2 separate regions of the Homo sapiens genome follow, and region 1 is linked to region 2. A link is a contact called in ENCODE Hi-C or POLR2A ChIA-PET data. All regions are on one chromosome and are shown on one strand. The core of a region is the stretch at or near the end of the contact, and the rest is flanking DNA. Distances in the headings are between cores, read along the strand shown.

Region 1 (2,700 bases), core at 162-2,661, 40 kb after region 2:
AGTGCAAAACACTCTATCAAATCATTCTCATAATTGCAATAACTTTTGTATCTTTGCATCAAAGCATCTTTTTTCCCTTTAATTATGTGAACTTTTAATTATGTAAAAAGAGTAATGAATTATACAGTTAATCTGCTTTCCTACTTTGTAACAGAAAATAGTTTAGAATTTTGCTTTGTTATTGTTTCTTTCCTTGAACTAATAATCATTTTATGATGTGACTAAAACTATAGGAACCAGTTTAAGAAAGAAAATCAGACATGGTTGATCTAAATCATTTTCTAAAAGAAAATAGTAGTTCCTTGTTCTAGTTACTCTCTTTAGAGTCTTAGAAGTAGTCAACTCTGCATTACTCTTAACATTTTTTTTTTTTTTAAAGATAATTTAGATTTTTTTTTTGTTGTGGTTGACACAAGTTCTCACTCTGTTGCCCAGGCTGGAGTGCAGTGGTGTGATATTGGCTCACTGCAACCTCTGCCTCCCTGCAACCTCTGCCTCCCTGCAACCTCTGCCTCCCTGCAACCTCTGCCTCCCGGGCTCAAGCAAAGCGATTCTCCCACCTCATCCTCCCAACTAGCTGGAACCACAGGCGTGCACCACCATGCCCAGCTAATTTTTGTAATTTTTATAGAGATAGGGTTTCTCCGTGTTGCCCAGGCTGGTCTTGAATTGCCTGGGCTCAAACGATCCTCCCAGGTCAGCCTCCCAAAGTGCTGAAATTACAGGCATGAGCCACCATGCCTGGCCTAGAATTTGTAAAGAACTGTGAAAGTTAACAATTGAAACAAACATGTTTCTTACCCAAGGACTGTATGTCTTTGAAGTATAAAGGGTGGTGTACAGGTGATTTTACTATTACTCATGCATTCATCTTGCCATATACACATCATATCTGTGGATCTTTAATAGGCTAAAATACCTAGAAATAACAATATGTTTGGCACTTAGAGAAATGAATTCCTGTGTCCCCTTTTTTCCTAATAGCTGCTTTCTCTGTAATTACCATGGGCTAGAAGAAGCAAGGCCAAACATCCCAAATTATTTTTTCTTTTTTTTGAGACAGGGTCTCACTCTGTCACCTAGGCCAGAGTGCAGTGGCATGATCTTGGCTCACTGCAGTTTCCACCTCCCAGGCTCAAGTGATCCTCCTGCCTCAGCCTCCTGAGTAGCTCAGAGGCGTGTGCCACCACACCGAGCTAATTTTTATTTTTTTACATTTTGTAGAGACAGAGTCTCCCTATGTTGCCCAGGCTCCAGATCTTTAAAAGTTAAAATCACCTTAACAGTAGCAAAAACCTCTTCAAGTATACTCCATGGCTTCATTCAGCACACAGTTATTGACTGAAACATGCTGGGTGCCAGCCTTACTCATCCTTTACAGAAAGAACTGTTGGTTTGGGCATGCCACTCTGTACACACAAATGGTAACTTGAGCCAGCGGGGTGTGTTTCTGTCAGCTTTCCTCTGACTTCACCACCTGCTGTTTCCTACACCGTGGTTTCTGATAGCCTGAAGCTACTTTACTCATACTGCCTCATATTTGAAGTAGTGTATCCTGTAAAGCAGATTAATTGTAAAATATGTAAACACCATATAATAGGAATCTAAAATTTCTGAAAATACAATGTCACATCAGTGAGGACCTCATTACAATTTTTTTTTTAATGTTAAACAAACCAGCCTAATATTTTTGAAACTGGATTTTGTTGCAACACAAGGTGCAGAGAAGCAGCTCGCTCTCATCCTAAAGTAAGGGAATGTTATGAAATGTGATGATGAGGAAATGTTGCAGGTGATCTGTATCTTAATGAGAAAGTGTTGCTCTTTTTCGGGAACATATCTGGGCTTCACTTGTAATCCTAGGCCTGTTGAAACCTTTTCCTCGAATTGGCTAGTTAACCACCAGCTTGATGAGATGCGTAGAGTTTAGATATGCTGTAAGAATAAAGCATGTCATTAAACATATATTTTGCCTTGCTTTCAAACCTTTGCTTTCCTGGTGGAGGTTAAAGGGGAATGGGTAAGTGTTGCCTAACTGTCAGGAAGTCTGCATCTTATTCAATGTTTTGTCCTTTTAAGTCACTTGAATTCTGTGTAAGTACACGTATCTCTGGGTGTTGTTGCGGCAGTAAAAATGTGTTTGAGTCTGTGTAGTAGGTTGTGCTTTTTAAAAAAAAAGTAAGTCGTAAGTCTTCTCAGTTTGTGTACTGGGTTTCTTTTTGTTAGATTCCTTTTAAGGACTAACTTGAATGCTCTGTGTTTGGCAAGGGATTAGGTCAAGTCTCCATCTCAGGCCATAGACAAAAAGGAGTTCCAAGTAGATTAAACATAAAAGATAAAATTCTGGGAAAAAAATTTTTTTAAGCAGACTATTGGAATAATTTTCTGGCTAAGAAAGGCCTTTTGAAGCTATAAAAACCAGAAGTCGTTAAGAGGCAAAAATGGACAGTCAACAATATGCAAAAATTAAAATGTCTATGTTTCAAAATATATGAGACCAAGGGTTACATAAAGGGTTACCCCTGTTACATAAAGATTCCGAACAGTTCACTTTGAAAGACACCCACAAGCCTTAAACAATTGGCAGAGGGTGGGAAGGGACATTCACAGATGAAGTAAAAAGTCAGTTATTTAAAAAATACATGAAAAGATGCTTAGCTTCTTGGGTGATCAGAAAAATGCAAGTTATAAAACAAAATA
Region 2 (2,700 bases), core at 7-2,506:
CTGAAATGAGCAAACTAGGATCCAGACTACCTGGCCCAGTCACTCAGCAAAGTCTAGACTAAGCCAGGACTAGAGCCTACAGCTCCTTGGTTCCCTGACCTCTACTGCTGGCCATGCAAAAACACATCCAGTTTTGTGGTTTTTGATGAGGTGACGTTTGAATAAAGAAATAGCAAAAAGCAAAAACATATACACCAGAATCTTCCCAACAAAATTGCCACAGCCTTCCATTCCTCTGTCCAGCAGTCTTCCTGGGACCACATCTTGAGAGGCAGTGCTGGAAAGGAAGACGTATTTATTTCTCCCTCTCTGACTGTAGTTTATTTAAACTGAGTCTCCTACTGTGCGTTTGTCTGATGTCTAAGGCCACTTTCATACCAGAAGTGAAGATGTTTATGATTATTTTAAGAAATGAGAGCTTATTTTGAGAGAAGAGTAGAAATTCCAGGAATTCTTCTTTTTTTTTTTTTTCTTGGCTAACATAGGAAATGTGTTTTGTTTTGTTTTTTTAATTGAGACAGTGTCTCACTCTGTTGCCCAGGATGGAGTGCAGTGGCATAATCTTGGCTCACTGCAGCCTCCGCCTCTGGGGCTCAAGCGATCCTCCTACTTCAGCATCCCGAGTAACTGTGACCACAGGCTCATGCCACCATTCCCAGCTAATTTTTTGCACTTTTGGTGGAGATGGGGTTTTGCCATCTGGTCTTGAACTCCTGAGCTCGAGCCATCTGCCTGCCTCAGCCTCCCAGAATGCTGGGATTACAGGCACGAGTGACCACACCAGGCTGGAAATGTGTTTTAATCCTGGCTATTAGCGCTTCCTGCAACTTTTTTTTTTTTTCTTTTTAAGTCTGTTTAGTGAAACAGTTTCCCGGAGATCTCTCCGAGGTCCCTTCCTCCTCTAAGATTCTCCGAATCTTCCCTGAATTTGCCTGAGGTTGAGCAGGGTGGAGACAGCAGGTGGTAGCAGCGGCAAAAGATGTTAAACTTAAAGAGAATAACTTTCAAGTTTGTAAATAAAGCCCAATACAAATAAAGATGGTAATGTGGACAAAAGGTCAGGTTATATTTTGAAACTCTAAATCTTTCACATGGTCATTCTTTATCAAACATCCATTTAACAAAAATTTATTATGTGTCAGATGCTGTGCTCTGTGTTTCTCCTCTTTTTCATTGGGGCTTAATTTCCTTTTTACAAAGCCCCTGCGGTAGTAGCAAATGTTATTTAAAGCATTGTGATTGCATGAGGTCATGGAGTAGTCCACATACGCAGAACCCTGGTCCTCCTGTACAGTGAGTATTTGCTGACTCATCTGTATGTCCTTTTCCTGGTTCCTGTTTAGGTCCCCAAGCAAGAACTATTCTTATGCAGTCAAGTTTACCACAGGCTCAGCTGGCTTCAATATGGTAAGGAATGAAAAGTTCTTTGGTTTGGATAAAGTGGAAACTTGGTTAGATTGGTGTGGCCTCATGGGTTTTAGATTAATACCGTTTTTTATGGGGGAATATGTAGAATTTGCTTAATTTCAGTGAGTTGTAATGATTGCCTCTTTTATAATACTATTTCCCCTCTCAATTTTGAAAAATACAAAAGCAGATTAATACAATAAATTCTGAAGGAGTGATAATACAACTTAACAATTCTCAACTCGTGACCAGTCTTGGCTCTCCCTGTCTTTGATTTCTTTTTCTTTTTTTTTTTTTGAGATGGAGTTTTACTCTAGTTGCCCAGGCTGGAGTGCAGTGGTACGATCTCGGCTCACCGCAACCTCCACCTCCCGGGTTCAAGCGATTCTCCTGCCTCAGCCTCCTGAGTAGCTGGGATTATAGGCATGCACCACCATGCCCGGCTAATTTTGAATTTTTAGTAGGACAGGGTTTCTCCATGTTGGTCAGGCTGGTCTTGAACTCCCAACCTCAGATGATCCACCCGCCTCAGCCTCCCAAAGTGCTGGAATTACAGGCGTGAGCCACCATGCCCAGCCTCTTTGATTATTTTAAGCCAAATCTTAGTTATTATATAATTTCTACTGCAAATATTTTAGCTTTTATCTTCAAAAGAGAGGGATTTTCCTTTTTTTCATTCATTATTATTATTATTACTTTTGAGATGGAGTCTCACTCTTTCATCCAGATGGCAGTGGTGCCATCTTGGCTCACTGCAACCTCCACTTCCCAGGTTCAGCCTATTCTCCTGCCTCAGCCTCCTTAGTAGCTGGGACTGCAGGCATGAACCCCCACGCTTGGCTAATTTTTGTTTTTTTAGTAGAGACAGGGTGTTGCCATGTTGGCCAGGCTGGTCTCGAGCTCCTGACCTCAGGTGACCTGCCCACCTCAGCCTCCCAAAATGCTGAGATTCCGGGGGTGAGCACTGCGCCTGACCGACTTTCTTCTTAGCACAGTCATAACAGCAATAGCTCACCTAAGTTTTTCAGTAGTCATCCTTATCATTAAATTAATCAGGGAATGTTCACATTCCTTAGAGTGCCTCAGAATGTTTTTATAGTTCATTTGTTCAGCTCAGGACTGAAATAAGCCTGTATTTTGCAATACTTGAGTTTTCCATCTTTTATGTCTCCTTTAATCTATAAATTTCCCCTTGTCTTGTTCTCTGCTTCTTTTCCCAAGTCCCCCAGGCCGCCCCCCAACCAAAAAAAAAAAAAAAAAAAAAAAACTCCGTTAAAAACAAACCAGATCATT

What was found. A loop is a pair of places that touch in the nucleus more often than their neighbours do. ChIA-PET counts read pairs that join two places held with the same protein, here RNA polymerase II (POLR2A). Pooled maps may share reads with other maps.
Region 1: a map of PC-3 shows a loop between it and region 2 (7-fold over the local background). The contact joins two enhancer-like sites. A Hi-C loop is called at or near these places in 3 of 168 maps with a recorded cell type or tissue (PC-3, PC-9 and ascending aorta) and 2 of 50 pooled maps. POLR2A ChIA-PET finds 5 or more read pairs at or near these places in 7 of 52 experiments (A549, AG04449, HEK293 and 4 more).

What each region holds. Positions count from the first base shown.
Region 1 is chr21:33,800,425-33,803,124 of GRCh38, forward strand. It overlaps ITSN1 (intersectin 1), which reads left to right. Exons shown (of 40, transcript NM_003024.3): 20 at 2,006-2,020. Among named protein-coding and RNA genes, the nearest start is that of ATP5PO, 110 kb to the right of the region's middle. RefSeq lists an enhancer at 1,238-1,739. Within about 2 kb of position 1,412, at least 11 of the 41 ENCODE cell types and tissues checked have a DNase peak (open chromatin) inside an H3K27ac peak, as active enhancers do; they include PC-3 and ascending aorta, where a contact is called at or near this core.
Region 2 is chr21:33,760,580-33,763,279 of GRCh38, forward strand. ITSN1 (intersectin 1) reads left to right here. Exons shown (of 40, transcript NM_003024.3): 9 at 1,344-1,407. Among named protein-coding and RNA genes, the nearest start is that of ITSN1, 120 kb to the left of the region's middle. Within about 2 kb of position 1,257, at least 17 of the 41 ENCODE cell types and tissues checked have a DNase peak (open chromatin) inside an H3K27ac peak, as active enhancers do; they include PC-3 and ascending aorta, where a contact is called at or near this core.